2 separate regions of the Mus musculus genome follow, and region 2 is linked to region 1. Evidence: chromatin loops called from intact Hi-C (ENCODE). Cell type or tissue: heart. All regions are shown on one strand. Links, peaks and the distances in the headings refer to the core of each region. The heading gives the core; the rest is flanking DNA.

What was found. Peaks named below come from ENCODE experiments on the same cell type or tissue, not always from the same donor. Only the 100,000 strongest peaks of a DNase experiment are listed, where the experiment ranks them.
Region 2: a loop joins it to region 1, with 3 times the contacts of the local background. A loop is called at or near these places in 3 of 42 quality-filtered maps.

Annotation. Positions count from the first base shown.
Region 1 is chr3:89,516,562-89,524,486 of GRCm38, forward strand. It overlaps Kcnn3 (potassium intermediate/small conductance calcium-activated channel, subfamily N, member 3), which reads left to right and starts at 3,603. Exons shown (of 8, transcript NM_080466.2): 1 at 3,603-4,843. The coding sequence starts at 3,908. In heart, for the core only: no CTCF peak of the experiment used is centred there; DNase peaks (open chromatin) are centred at 3,510, 4,320 and 6,420; H3K4me3 peaks cover 2,890 bases; H3K27ac peaks cover 1,417 bases; H3K27me3 peaks cover 2,033 bases.
Region 2 is chr3:89,573,535-89,581,459 of GRCm38, forward strand. The region is part of intron 2 of Kcnn3 (potassium intermediate/small conductance calcium-activated channel, subfamily N, member 3); the gene reads left to right. Among named protein-coding and RNA genes, the nearest start is that of Kcnn3, 57 kb to the left of the region's middle. In heart, for the core only: a CTCF peak has its summit at 4,768; a DNase peak (open chromatin) is centred at 5,487; H3K27me3 peaks cover 1,118 bases.

The sequences.
Region 1 (7,925 bases), core at 1,518-6,517:
GCTGTGGGTGCTGGGAATCAAACCTGGTCTTCTAGAAGAGCAGCTAGTGCTCGTAACCACCGAGGCACCTCTCCAGCTGCCATGATGCCTCTCTCTTAAAGACATTTTATTTATTAGATTTATTCATTTTACTTTTGTGTGTGTTTCACCTGTGTGTATGTGTGTGCACCCGTGTGTGTTTACTGCTTACAGAGATCAGAAGAGGGCATCCGCTCTCCTGGAATTAGAGTTATGATTGTTTGTGAAACACTGTATGTGTGTGTTGGAGATTGAGCTCATGTCCTCTATAAAAGCAACAAGTGCGCTTAACCTCTGAGCCATCTCTCCAGCCCCATGAAGCCTCTTTTGTCTTAACAAACTCTAGTTTCTTGGCTACTTGTTGGGATTTGTGTTGTTGCTATTTGTCACCTATGTAACTATAACTTCTCTCTATAGAAACAATGTAAGCTTCAAGGGTTGCCTATTGGACAGGGACAGACCTGTGCTCCGCTCTAGTTATGCCACTTATTACTGATTACTATTTATAGGCAAGTCTTAAAAACCTGTCTAATGCCTCAGTCTCAATTGTCTCAGAATGCTCTCAACTCATGGGTTGTGGTGTATAGACATGGTCGTGGGCTCAGGGGGTGGCACTGGGAGTTTCTTACACTTGGACATGTAACAGCAGTGGGAAGACACTAGGTAGAGTATGGCTCAGAGCAGTTGGAAAGATGCTTACAAGCTGGTAAAAACTTAGTAGCCACTTGGGGTGGGGGAGGGGAACAAGCCCTGAAGGACACATTTGTACATTCTGTGGGTAAACATTCCCACCACAAAAGACTTCAAGTTGCCATTGTGCCACTGGTGAACTGGAGTTCAGGCAACCTGTCACAGTGGGCTTTTAAAAACTAATATTGCTGGGTGTGGTGGCATACACCTTTGATCCCAGAACTTGGAAAGCAGAGTCGGGTTTATCTTTGTGAGTTTGAAGCTAGTTTGGTTTACATATCAAGACCCATGACAGCCAGGTCTACATAAAGAGACCCTGTCTCAAACCAACCAACCAGTACTGTGCAGCCCCACCCAGCACACTGGAGGGGCAAGGTTGCTATGTACGGTGATGTAGGAGGTCTGAGGGTTGGAGTGGGATAGGATCCATATATCGGCTCACAGGAGCTGGGGACCCTCATTTCTTTTATTTTACAGAGTAGGAAGCTGTGGATCGAAGTGCATCTTATTTATGCTGAATGACCATCCATGGCAGTCAGGACTGGCCCTCGGGTATGTATGTGCACCGGTGTGTGTTTACTGCTCACAGAGATCAGAAGAGGGCATCCAATCTCCTGGAATTAGAGTTATGATTGTTTGTGAACCACTGTATGCGTGTGCTCCAGCTTTAAGTACACCCCATCTACCTTTTCTCAGGACAAAGTTGCTGCACCCAGGGTGGGAGCATCAGTTTCAAGTTTAGACCACTCCCAGGTGAACCTCTGGGCTCTGGCTGTAGAGCAGCTCTATCCAGGATAGTGGCATACCTGCCCTATTTGGATCCTGCTGTGACCCAGGAAGGTTAGTGGAGGCAGAAGACAACCTATTGTGGTAGAGTGGGCAAAGAAACTTCCAGGCCTAGAAATTAATTTTCCGCAGCACAGAATCTATATCTGTCATGAAAGTCCAGTACTAGCAGCACATTTTTGCTTCTAACAATGTATTAGTATTAATTTATTTTCGATCATAAAACCTAATCATGTGATCTGGAGCCTTGAGTCAGACTGTTGACTCTGCGGATTGAAGAGGGAGGGAAATGAAGGAGGCAGGTGAGAAGAGGGACTGGGCAGGCTGACCATGTTGGAAAGTAAGGTAGGGACTTGGGGGCCTGTCTGATGATGGAAATGTGCCTGAGACACTAGGCTTGTACCAGGGCGTGTGCACATGAGTGCATGTGTGTGTGTGTGTATGTACACATTGCTCCATCATCATTGATAGCAATCTTGTGCAAGATTGATTGTCATTATCAGGTAGCTGAGGGTGTGGTTTATGGTGCAAGCAGTTTACTCTCAGTCTTCATAGCAGCTTGCAGAGGCGAGGACTGGTATGCAGAGGGCACTCAGCTCATTGGTGGGAACTCTACCATGCTCCCTGGCATGGCGATTTGATGCTTGCTATTCAGGGGGAAAGCTCTGGAAGCATGATGGGTGTGTGTGAGCAAGTGTGTGCTCATACCTGTACACGGGTGTGACCACACACATGCATCTGGATATGTGTACTTCCACACTTATCTAGGGGAGACACTAGACAGAGGCCTGAGGATGGTGGGGAGCTGGGAAGTGGATAGGAAGATGCTCCCTCTTAGAGCCCAGGTGTGCCTAGAGGAATTCATAGCACTCCCCCCCCCAATTGCTAAGGCTGTCCCAATTAAAAATGGAAATAAATTCATCTCTGGTCTTGTCCCCTTGGAGAGTCTTCTGCACACAGTGGGAGTCTAATAAATACTTTATGAGGAGGAGTCTGAACCAGGGAAGCCAGCAGCTGTTTCCAGCTCTGACTCTCAGAGACCCATGGGGCAGATCAGACATGGAGCCACTGGGATTTCCAGTCGTCCTCATCGACCCTGAGGTGACTCCAGACCCAGCTGTTCTGGAAGAGGCTGGATCCAGGTTACTAAAACATCCTGCTTTGGGGAAGTTGGCTCTTCCTTGACAGATTCTCTTTGGCCCTTTCCCATCCATCATGTGGATACTATTTATTGAACAGCCACTGTGTGTTGATCATCATGGGGGGGGGGGAGCATCTAGGCAGCGGAAGAAGAGTGGTGGACTCAGGCTGATCTCTGCTCAAATCCTAGTGCCTTTAATTACAAGCTGGGTGACAAGAGCCATATTTCTTATCTGCGTGTGAGTGGGCTTCTTTTCTTTCCTTTTTCCTTCTTTTATTTCTTTTTTTAGGATGATGACGTCACTTCATAGGGTTGATGTGAGGATTGGAAATAACAGAGGCTCCTGTACACAGCGCAGGTGCTCTGACAGTGGTAGGTAGGTGAGCTTCTCCCTGTCAGGAGTGGGTCCCTTCTGCTTCTGTCAGTTTATGCTCAATGCCTCCCGGTGTTAATTTTCTTTGTAAAATATGAGCACAGTCCCTATCCCCTTGGGCTTTTGGAAGATGTACCTGGAATCCAATGTGTAAAACAACCTGTACAGATACTGGCTATTAATCAACGTTTGTCCTCCGGTCCCGGTTTCCCCAGCATGGTGACAGCTTCCCCTTTAGGGTGCTCTCGATCCCTTCCTTTCATCGCCCCAGCGCCAACATTCAGCCGGGATTGCTGTGGGCATCAGTATCCTGACCGTACCTTTCAGAGGAAAGAAGGCAGGTGCTCAGCTTGCGGGTGGAGTGTGGAGGGGTTGGAGTGGTAGTGGTCTTGGAGCAAAAACTACAGTTCCCAGCCCTCGTTGCGCTGCCACCCGGCGAGGAGCGAAGGATGGCAGGCCCCTTCTTGGAGGCGGAGCCTGAGAGGGAGGCGGAGTTTGGAGGGGTTGGAGAGTTAAGCCAAGCCAATGAAACCGCTGGCTAATAAGTGGGCTTGGCTTGCCATATAACAGTGTCAGGAGGAGGAGAGCGAAGCTATTGAGCCAGCGAGGAGTGAAGCTGAGTCTGCTTCATACACTCCTAGAGGACCGCCTTCAGAATAGAGTTCTTTTCGCCCCTTCCTCCTTCCCCCGGCTCCTCTCCTGGCTTTTCTACCCGCCCAATACAATGCATACTCGAGTGGCAGCCCCAGAGAACTGAAGCAAACCAAAGAGAGAGGACTGGAGCCAAGACACTTCTGGTGGGGAATCTTGGATGCCTGGCTTTCTTTGAGGTCATCTTTGGAACGAGGGTGGCTTTGGGGTGGAGGGTCGTGCTGCAGGGAACTCAGCCAGGCCCCAAGATGGACACTTCTGGGCACTTCCATGACTCGGGGGTGGGGGACCTGGATGAAGACCCCAAGTGTCCCTGTCCATCTTCTGGGGACGAGCAACAGCAGCAGCAGCAACCGCCACCACCGCCAGCGCCACCAGCAGTCCCCCAGCAGCCTCCGGGACCCTTGCTGCAGCCTCAGCCTCCGCAGCCTCAGCAGCAACAGTCGCAGCAGCAGCAGCAGCAGCAGTCGCAGCAGCAGCAGCAGCAGGCTCCACTGCACCCCCTGCCTCAGCTTGCCCAACTCCAGAGCCAGCTTGTCCATCCTGGTCTGTTGCACTCTTCTCCCACGGCGTTCAGGGCCCCCACTTCAGCCAACTCTACCGCCATCCTCCACCCTTCCTCCAGGCAAGGCAGCCAGCTAAATCTCAATGACCACTTGCTTGGCCACTCTCCAAGTTCCACAGCCACAAGTGGGCCCGGTGGAGGCAGCCGGCACCGGCAGGCCAGCCCCCTGGTGCACCGGCGGGACAGCAATCCCTTCACGGAGATAGCTATGAGCTCCTGCAAATACAGCGGTGGGGTCATGAAGCCCCTCAGCCGCCTCAGCGCCTCTCGGAGAAACCTTATCGAGGCTGAGCCTGAGGGCCAACCCCTCCAGCTCTTCAGTCCCAGCAACCCCCCAGAGATTATCATCTCCTCCAGGGAGGATAACCATGCCCACCAGACTCTGCTCCATCACCCCAACGCTACCCACAACCACCAGCATGCCGGCACCACGGCCGGCAGCACCACCTTCCCCAAAGCCAACAAGCGGAAAAACCAAAACATTGGCTATAAGCTGGGACACAGGAGGGCCCTGTTTGAAAAGAGAAAGCGACTGAGTGACTATGCTCTGATTTTTGGGATGTTTGGAATTGTTGTTATGGTGATAGAGACCGAACTGTCTTGGGGTTTGTACTCAAAGGTAGGGACTGTGGTTTCTCTTTATACATTCAACAAAAGGAGTATGTAGACGAGAGAGAGAGAGAGAGAGAGAGAGAGAGAGAGAGAGAGAGAGAGATTGATTTTGAGAGATTTCCTAACTTCCCATGTTTTTCTTCCATGGTCCTGTGAGAATTCCTTTCTTGCTTCCCTTTGTGGGGACATCCCCACACACTGTGTCTAATGTGCAGACTCTGTGTTTGGGAGGATTAAAGAATCCCTTCTGAGAAATCGCTCTTTTCCTCCGGGCTCACGCGTACTAAAGCATAACCCAGCAGCTTAACGCACCAATTAATTACACTCTGCCTTGATGTGTTTGCCAGTTCCTGCTACTTCCCTCCTCGCCTCCCCTCCCTGCTCCACTCCATTCCCCCCCCCCCATAAAAAAGAAATAAATGTCTGGGTGGGGGTGGGGATCCTGTACCGTTCCCCAGCTCCCCCCCCCCTTCCCAAGTTTCTATTTCCCTTCTCTTCCCAGAGAGACTCCAGGGTAAAATGGAGATGTTCCCGAGTCTCTCCCAAGGGCACCGGGTTAAAAATATAGGTGGAGGAAATCAGCAGTCTCTTCCCTCAGGAAAGAGGACTCAGAATAAACCTGCCGCTGCCTTGTAAACATGCCCTGATAAAAATGGCTACAGGTGTTACCCAGGCAGAGCATGGGCACCGCCTTGCCATCACTCGGGGAACGGGGAGCGCCTCTCCTTAGGATGGGATGACAGGGCTTCCCCAGCGGGTCACCGCGGAGTCGGCACCCCAGCTTAGCCCTGGTTCTTCCCTCCCACCCTAACTCCTTCTCCTTGGGATAAATAAAGATGAGTGTACGTGTGTGTGCACGCTGGATGGAGAACGGCAGGCACAAGGCACTGTCTTGGGGGTGGGGTGGGGTGGGGGACGCTCCATTGCTCTATCCTTTCAGTTGGAGGAGAGAGCTTCCTTCCCAGAGGGGAAGGAGGTCGAGGAAGGTGGGTTTTTGTCAATGCTGCATTTGCCAGGAAGCTGCATGCCAGAAGGCTTGGAGGTGCAGGGAATTGTTGGGCAAACGGTTTCCCCTACTGTACCACTTGGTCCCAGTTTGCTGGTGTTTGCATGTGTATATGTGTACTCGTGTGAGTGCCTGCTTGTTCTGTGTATTTGTGTATTTGTTTGTCATTTTGGACAAGGGGTGGCTGGGCTGGCTGGCGGGTAGCTGGGAGGGGCTCAGCTGTTGGAGGTTTCAAATAGAGCCTGTTTCAGGCAGCGCACAGCTGCTGGAGACTGTCACATTCCTTGTAGAGATCTAGTCACAAAAACCTGGGAGGTGCTGATCAGATTTCCCCCATTCCCAGAGTCTCCCTTTAACCTGATGTGGGCAGTGCTCCTTGTCAGGCAACCTGCATGGACAGAGCCCAGACTTCCCAGCAGAGAGTCCTCCAGGGACCTGCTGCTTTGCAGGGACTGCCCAAGCCAGAGCACTTGGAAGCTGCCTCAGTCTAAATAGCTCCTGGATGAACAGACCTCTCCATGAGCAGAGTGGGGTTTCCCCTGGAAGCCCAGCTCACTTAGTCATTCCCTGTAATGAGAGCCTGGGAGGCTGCAGGTCCCTCTGTTCCCTGCCTTCTTAGAGCTGCCTCTCTTGCTGTGTGCTCTGCTTAGGAGATGGGCTGGCAACCCCCCCCTGGGAATTAGGAACACTTGTTAGGGGGAATCCGTGGAAGCCCACATCCCGGAGGTGTGGCATGGTGCTAGCATGTTCTTTTCAGTGGCCCCCATGGCGGCTGTTAAGGAAATGGCTTTTCTAGGAGTCAGTGGCTGTGTCCGGCTCTGAGTGTGGGATCCATGATCATTTGTCTGAATGTGTTTTGGGGGTAGGGTGTCACCGGGCAGGGACGACTATCTTCTCTGATGGAGAGAGGTTTTCCCGGGCCGGGAGGCTGTAAGTGTTGACTGGGTGATATCACCCAAGGTGTGTGCTTCCTCCACTCCTAAGTCGTTGATTCTCTGGTGGCGATGGTACTGAGGGACAGTGACCAGGAAGCTCCTGCGTGCCTCAGTCAGTGAGGTGACCACTTCCTGTGTACCTCGGGGATGGGATTGAAACAACAAAATGTTTATTTAGTGAGGCAAATGTCCCTATCTACCTCGGAGGCAAAGAGGGTCATATCAAAGAATAGGACCAAATCAGGAGTTACAGCTCTGTCACTGCTGGCTGTGTGATTCTTGGAAGTCAGGATACCCTGCAAGGCTGCTTCCAGCTTTCTGGTGGGGAGACTGAGTCAGATGAGGTCAAGGCCCACCAGAGCACCTGCTCATGTAAGAGGGGTCGGCTGTGGCTGTCTGTGATGACTGAGGAGAGAGACACCTTCTTTCTCTGTGATTAGATGGAAAGTAAGACGCAAGGACAGAGGAGAAAGTTCTACAAGGAATCTGGGTCTGGTTGGAGACTGTCTTTACACATGAGGCAGCTGTTGGGGAGAGAGGTGTCAGCTCCCCAGCTTTGGGATACAGGGGGATGGGCTCTGTGACAGAAGAGCCCAGAGACACTCAGGGTGGATGAGGGACTTTCCTTTGCTAGGATTCTTGTGTGCCTGCCTGTCTTTGCTGATGATTCTGGAAGCCCGAGGATAGACCAGGTGACCAGTCATTTTGGGTACCTACCATGGCCATTTCTATTTAAAGGCCCTGGTGAGGGACAGGTTCTTTTTCCTCTGAGTGACTGATGGCCTGCAGCCCTGGGCCTTACCTAACTCTGAACTTCTCTGCTTTATCTCGTGAGGCCGTACCTGCCCCGTCCACCTACTGTACCTGCTGCTGGGAGAGTCATTCATCGCATGATGAATGCAGGTCCAGGGGTCTGGGAGAAAAGCAATGGGGCAGATACCCTGAGTGTGCTCAAAGGTGATGCAAAAGGGAGCCAGCGTGAGGAGGTTGAGAAATGGGGACAAAGTGCTTCCTGGCTCCCACCCTCACAGGCTGTAGGCGATGACACTGGCGGGAAGGAAGTTCCACTGAGAAAGGAGATGGAAGCCTGACTTGGGGAGGGGGGCGTTGTGGACCCCTAAAGGTGCAAGGCTGTCTCTGAGCTGAAT
Region 2 (7,925 bases), core at 1,886-6,885, 57 kb after region 1:
TTTTCTAAATATTTAAACACTCGAGCTTAACCCTTTTGCCTCATAGCTGGCTTCCTGCCTCTGTTCCACTCAGCAGGCATTAAGATGCCTGCTCTGCCATGATATCAGGGGCGAGGGGAGGGCCAGGCTCTATCTTGGCTGTTGGTACTGATCTCCAGTTTTGTCTCTGGGAAATGGGTATCCTGAATCATACTGTTTCCTAACAGAATGTGTGCCGTGCTTATTAAAGGTATGGAAACCCATATCCGGGACATGTTGAGACTTGTCCCAGCCAGGATAAACAGCTCTAGACTTCCCAAGTCCACTTGCTGTGTGCCATTGACGATGCCTCTTTAATTGTGGGAGAGGATGAATGAGGATGTGTGTGTGTGTGTGTGCTCTTTCACTTATATGTGGCCAGAGGTTGACAGTGGGTACCTTTCTCTGTCCTTCTTTTGAGCCAGGGTCTCTCATCATTTCCCCTAAGCTGACTGGCCAGCAAATCTCCAGAACGCACGTGTTTTGTGGACTTACAAGTGCATATGGCCGCTACACCCAGCTTTTAGGTGGGAGCTGGGGATCTGAACCCAGGGATTCACGCTCGACGCTTGGACAGCATGCAGGATCCTCACAGAATCATCTCTCCAGCCCTGCAAATTCTTCCTGCCAACTCTTCCAAAATCTTCCCGGGCCCTGGGAGTCTCTGTCCTAGATCCTGACGGGGCTCCGGGGCAAATTAGTTTGGGAGGAATTATGTTTGTAAGTGGAAGGTGACTTCTCCCTTTTCTTCTCCCCTCACTGGCTTGAGACAGGCCCCAGCACCTGAATATAGGTTGCCTTGGAAACCACTCAGTTGTCTTCACCCTGGGCTATGTGAAAGGAGTGAACATTGGGTGTGCTGTTCAGGAGGCTTCAGCAGTGTAAAGTGTCATCATACCACCAGGGGGACTGAGCTAGTGTGAAGGGCCTCCTATCCGCCCCACCCCAGGGCTCCGGCTCCAGTGAGCTCTGTGCTCACAGGATGTAATAGCCTGTGTCTGGAGTATTGGTCACTGTAGCCAGATAGGCCACCACTAGTTCCACTTTATTTTCTTTTATTTATTTTTTTGTGGTTGTAAAGTAGATAGATCAGGCCAAATGATCTCTGGGGCTTCTGATTCTGTGAAGGTACCACAGCTGAGGGACACTTGATGACTGGGAGATAAAAACCAGAAGGAAAGTGGCTGAGAGCTTCAGAGGACAATGACAGACAGTGCGTGGTCAAGAGGCTCCTGGAGGGGCCTATTTGAACAACCTCATCTTTCTTTTAACAGCCTCGCCTCTTTCTCGGAAGCAGAATTGGACACCTAGCTAATGGCCTCAAAGTTGAAATAGAAAGCCATCAAAATGACAGTTTTTTGGGGGGCTCTGGTATCTTGTAGTTTAAAAGAGACTTCTCTCAAGTCTTTCCCAAAAACAAACTGACCGGCCTTCTTTAAAGCCTTGAGAATGATCACGGTATGTGCCCAAGCTCCCCCACCACGCAGTTCCAGCCTCCTTCTCCAAAGTCCCTGGGCAGCGAGCTCACATCATGAAAAATCTGTCTCTGACTGTGGGGACTTGCACGTCTGAGGCTTTTTCAGAGTTAATTCATCCAAATTTGTATTGCTATGTTGTGTGTATTTGTTTATTTCTTCATTTGAAGTAGCTGGGAACTTGTGGCTTTTCCTGCCTCAGCCTCCTAAGAGCTGACCTGATTTTCAGACGTGTGCCACCATACCCAGTTATCTTCCTCCTCTGTTTATTTGGGGCTATTAATATAGGGGTCCCACTTAGGGCTGAGCACTCAGTATACATTGATTCTCAGTATTATGACTAACTATTGATCTCTGCATTAACTGTGACCACTGCTCAGAGAGGATTCTTTGGCTAATGTTAAGCACAGCACTACGCTATGGATCTAAGCATAGATATTTGGAAGATAGTTTGACAGCATGTCATTTAGCAAAACAACAGTAACAGGTTGTCCCCTAGGGCCTGTGACCTCAGGACTCATGGACTTTGGACCAGCACCAGGCCCAGATTCTTTACTGTGAACCCAGTCTCAAATCTAACCCTAAAGCAGCTGGTTACATCTACAACCTTTGTGCCACTATTGCACTTGTGGGCACATCTCATCCGGCAGATTGGTACTATAGCATGCAGGGATGGCCTGGCTACCACCTTCTGGCATGATGAAAGTTAGTCAGCAGGGTGGGGGGATGTTTTCAAGTTTGCCTGATTTCACTATGTCCTTCAATGAAAGTATGTTGTACCTTCTGCAATTGGGTTTTACAGTTTAGTTTTTCAGGGAGGAACAAAGAGCTATGGCAATAGCTCGGATTGTATTAAGGGCCTATGGGACCTTCCTGACCCCATAGGGAAGTATCCTATACTTGGTACTGAGGTTTTTATTTTTATTTATTTATTTATTTATTTATTTGCCTTTTTTTTTTTTTTTCCTTCGAGACAGGGTTTCTCTGTGTAGCCCTGGTGGCTGTCCTGGAACTCACTCTATAGAGACCAGGCTGGCCTTGAACTCAGAAATCTGCCTGCCTCTGCCTCCCAAGTGCTGGGATTAAAGGTGTGTGCCACCATCGCCCAGCTTGAGGTTTTTATTTAGTAATCCATGACTGACAAGTCTGACTCTGCAGGGTATAGCTACCATATTTAAATGTTGATCTCTCTCCACAATGGTGACAATCCTCCATCAGCAATGTGTATTAGCCCCACTGTACTGTGTCTGGCCTCCCACAGGCTATGAAACCCCACTTCCCTAGGGGTATGCGCTTTGACAGCACCACCAAGGTTCTCTGCACACTCAGAGGAACAGTAGCCATCTCTGTAGTTGCTCCTTCAATGCCTAATACACAGCAGGAGCTCGATGATTCTAAAGTGGGCGAGCAGTATCTGACTCTGAGGATTTGTAAGATGGGAAGACACTGCACAGTTTTTACCGTCTAGAAATTTCTATACACTTGTTATTGCATTATGCTGCCAAGAAAATTCTGGTAATTCTAGTTTCCTGTTGGGCAAGGAGCTAGTCAAGTGACATTTTCCCGTTTCTAAGAAGAAAGATGGCGAAATCGGCACTGCTCAGATCCTTCTAACACAGTAGTTGGATTAGGAGAAGACAGAACCCATCCTTCATTTCTATTTTGTTTAAAAGACTTGGTGCAAGTTAGAAGACATTCCATCACTCTGAAACTTCCCCTGCCAGAGGGGAGGGACACCCATGGGCACTTGACCTGGGTCTAGGTTGGATTTTGTCATTTATTTCTTTTTTCTTTTATTCATTTAATGTATATGAGTACACTGTAGCTGTCTTCAGACACACCAGAAGAGGGCATCAGATCCCATTACAGATGGTTGTGAGCCACCATGTGGCTGCTGGGAATTGAACTCAGGACCTCTGGAAGAGGAGTCAGTGCTCTTAACCACTGAGCTATCTCTCCAGCCCTTAAATTTTTTTTTCTTAAAAATGGTAGTAAAATATATGTAACATAAAAATTTGCCACTTTACAATACAGTTCAATGGCATTAAGGGATATTCATGTGTGGTTCAAGGATTATCATCAGAATTGACTTCATTACCTTCTATGTAACCTATGTGCTTTGATACAAAATAGATTTGCTTCATGCCCTCATTTGCACAAGCATCCTTTATCATCCAGCTCCTGACCCCACCTCCATCCTGTGTAACACACTGTATCTCAGGCTGTGGTCCTGTTTCAAGCCTTGGCCTGGCATGCAGCTGCACACACGGCGACAGTGGCAGCAAGCCACATGTCCATTCATCTCATGTGGGCGAGGGATTCCAGTTATCCTTGACAGCAGTCTCATTTTACAGATAAGTGAAGTGAGGCTGAGAGGGGAGAGATTACCTATTCAAAGTCACGTGGCTGATGAGAGGCAGAGCTAGCCTCAAACAGACAGCCATCTCCAAATCCTGCAGACTTCTTTGCTAGTTGGGGTGCACTCCACTCTCCAACCCATCCGTGCCCCTGACTCCTGTGGTATCCAGAAGCACTCAGGAACACGGGTGGGTTGTGGGACTTAACATAGTGGAGAAGAGTGAACGTGATGGGGTTCTGGGCTGAAAAGCAACGAACACAATTGGTCCTACCTTTCAAGCTCCCGAACACCTTGGCATCCCCATCTGCTAGAACCTCGTTCTCTTTCTGGTTTTCTTGCTGTCTTCCCCTTGGGCCCTACAGTTGTCTAAGAGAGGGGTCCAGTTTCCTGAGGGAAGAGAGGTTACAGTGTTGGTGATATGCCTGAGTTTCCTTGCTGGCCCTCCCCTTTCTTGCACGTGTAGGTAGGTGCTGGCTTTTCTTGCACACTGGCTGCCTGGCTGAGCCCTATAGAGTCTTGATCTTGCTTGCCTTCCTGCCCCGCTTGGGCTGACACCCATTACTTGTGCCCTCCTCATCTTGTCTGGAGTCACTAGCCCTGTTATTTCTTGCATTCTTATTTGCTTCAGCCCAAGGCCCTGAAGACTGGACAGTCTGGGGCCTGCTTTAGAAGTTTTGTCTTTGCTTGCTATAATCCCACAGGCCAGGGTTGGTAGCCTTCTCAGGCTCTCTACTCAGTGACCATTCTTATGCTGTGCATCTGCAGTCTTATACCCAAACCTCCTGAGGGGGACCTAGACCTTCCCAGCACAGTGTTTTTCCAGATAGGTCTTGGGGTCCTGTCCATCGCGGCTGCTCTGAACAGATCCCATTAGTGCTGCACTGGGTCCATGCACCACCCTAACCTGGACAGAAGGGGGCCAACTCCTGGTTTTCTCATTCTCCTGACTGTAGCAAAGATGGCTTCCACGGCAGCTCATTGGTTCATTCAAAGCATGCTGTCTTCATTGAGCTGATGATCCTTCAGCTGTTCACCGGGTCCCTCATCCTGTCATCTCTGTTGTAGAGGCAGCTTTTGGGGAGGGGAAGGTGAGGGAAAGCTGCCCCTTTGGTTGCCCCAGTGAGATTTCCCTTGAGTTTCTTTTATCTCATTCAGCAGCAAGGTATTTCGAGCAGTCCCAGCTTCCTGTTCTGTTCTTGGTGTAAAAGCCTTGTTCAAATCACTGAGACAGATGTGGAACAAGAAATTGAATCTGGGACAGTCGTTTTCTTTTGTTGGACTAAACAGAGGGAATTGGGATTAAAAAAGAAGCCCAAATAGTTGCAAGCCTTTTATTCTAAAAATCAGTGGTCTCCCTTAGGCTGCAGTATCCTGCCCCTGTCCGCCCCACCATTCCCTACACACCAGGCACACCTGTGAAACACTCATCTTCTGTAACCAATGCTTACTGAGCTACAGTGCTTGCTTGGTGCTGGGAAAGCAAGCTGCGCCTGGGCTCTGAAATTGGGTGACACATGACACTTGACCATTTGGTAAGACTGTGTTGTAACAATGTTGCTCCAACAGCCTGTGCTACAGGAGAGTGTTGACACAGAGCCGCATGCCCCGGGGCTCTAATATTCCCAATTGCTCCTCCCCAGCAGCTGGGCTTGGCCCTTGCTGCTGACCTGTGACTAAGCTCCCTACAGCCACAAAGCAGGGATCAGTAGCCAGCCACGGTGGAGCCGTCCGCCAGGTGCAGAGCAGCCTCAGCCTCCGAATTCAGACCATGAGGCAGCATCGCAGGAGTGAAGGCATAACATCCAACGTCCCGGACACCTTTCTGCTCACGGACCCCACCCCTCGCTTCTCCCAGTTCCTTCTTGGGTGTCACTGGAGCAGGAAGCTAAATGTTCCTGTCAGTTCTCTGCGGTACCACTTGTTAGAATGTACTAGAAGTGGTAGCCCTTTGAGAGCCAAGAGGAATCGCCTAGGCTGGGCGTGTGTAGGATGGAGGTGGGGAGGGGCAGGCCAGGCGATGTTTGCCTTCCCTCTGTTGTTAGAAATAGCAACCGTCCTCCACCTTGCTGAAGGACTGGACAAAAGGTGATTAGTCCCCTAAGTAAGGGAGCTATTGAAGGTCTGTTCAGAGCTAAGCACCACAGGGGACAGCAAGGCTCTGGTCATGAACAGGCTTGTGATCTAATCTGAGATAAACATCTCCACTTGTAGGCACAGTGAACAGCAAGGGGGTGTGGGGGCTTCCCACTTAGGTGGGAATAAGGACCTCACACTGGTGCTGAGGAGCAGGAGGACAGAGAAAGCTGGAGCAAGAGAGTGTGGGGATGGGTGGGTCCTGTAGGGGAGCGAGCCTGCTGAGCAGCCAGGAGAGGTGGCTGGGAAGAGGGTTGTTTGTGTGTTTGTTTTGTTTGGTTTTTTTTTTTTTTTTTGGTTGGCTTTTACCATGTGGTCACTTTTAACCAAGATTGGAGTTAAGTCACACGGGTAAAACCCACTCTTTCTAACCCAGCAAAGATGGCTGTCAGCCATGTGGCAGCAGCTAAGACAGTGGCAAGCCTCCTAGTGCTTTGAGGAATGGAAAAGATACAGATAAGTGTAAAGGGACTAGAGAGAAGTGAGAATGGCTGGGGTCGGGTCATCCCGGTGAGTCTAAAATGGTGGCAGCCAAAAACGAATGTCTCCAAGCTGCTGTGGCAGAGATTTTAGGAAAGAATGAGAGCTCACTCATAGCTTATCAAAGACCAACGGGTGGCAGTGGCAGTGAGGTGAGGAGACAGACACACACGTGGGGGACATAGTTCCCGGGTCACAGGCGCCGGCCTGGATTTCCAAGTTCAGGTCTGTGCTGGTTGAAAAGTCTCCCATGTTGGAGATCTCCAAGACCAGCTACCATATGCACTTGGTTGAGAATCAGGAATGACTAGTCCTAGCCCTAGAATCCAGAGATTCCACATCCCATCAACAGAACACGCTCCCAGGGCAGGGCCCGCAGGAACCCCAGTTTCTCTCGCACTGTCAGATCTTTTTGGATGGTTGGAAGGAGTAGCGTCCATCAGCTTTACAAGATTTTACAGGCTTGCTGTTCTCTTACTGTTTTCAATTACCTCTACCTAAAAACACATCCGTCCCCAGCAGCTTTGGGGGTCTACCTTCTCACAAAGGCAGGGTTTTGAATGGGTTTCCTGCCTTCCAGATTCAAACTTGATAGTCTGGCCAGGTGGCTGAGAACTGCCATTATCCCAGAGCGGCAGCGGCAGGGGCTCCTGTGCAGCTGTGAGTCCCCCAAAGCCAGCATGGACCATCTTGTGTGTAGTGGGTTGAGAGAAGGTGTGTCCACGTTGGGGTCACGTAGGAGGAGATGTGCTTGCTGGGCCTGGGCAGGAACTCAGGGGCATGGCTGTGGCTGGCCCACAGAGCAGAGGCCTAGCTCACAGCCTGTTTCCATTTCTCAGCTTCTCCAGCCCTTTCACTAGTATTGCCCAGCCCCTTCCCTCCTTCTTTATGTTTTCTCTGTCTTTGACTCTCTTTTTGTGACTGCTTCCATCTTTTCCTCTTTGTGTGTGTGTGTTGAAGCATGCGGTGTTTGTCACTGTGGGCTGACTCTGCGTCTGTGTGTGCTTGTGTGTGAGTGTGGTCTTAAAGCTGGATTGACAAGGGATGGGTTTTACTTCCTGGCTCTGGAAAAAGAGAGGGAACGACAGTGAGGGACAGGATCTCTGAGGCAGAGAACATTCCGATCTAGGTGTGCTTTGGGGGATGAATTTAGTTCTCAAGATGGCTGCGATGTTCTAATTGTGCAAGAGTCCTTGAGCACCCACAGTGGGGGGTGGCCATGTTGTCCCTCATCTGCTGGCTCAACTTCAGGGACCACAGGAAACCCCAGGCTTCTAAATGTTATGCAGAGCTACAGTTCCAGCGGCCCTGAGCTGACAGAGATGGATGCCCAGCATTAGAGTCTCTCCAGGCCCCTTTCTAGGTGCTCGCGGTTTTGGGAGCACTTCAGTTTTTATGGCTGGCATATCTCAAAGAGGAAATGCAGATTAATGGTGTGTTCTGCCATGTTCTCATGTTCC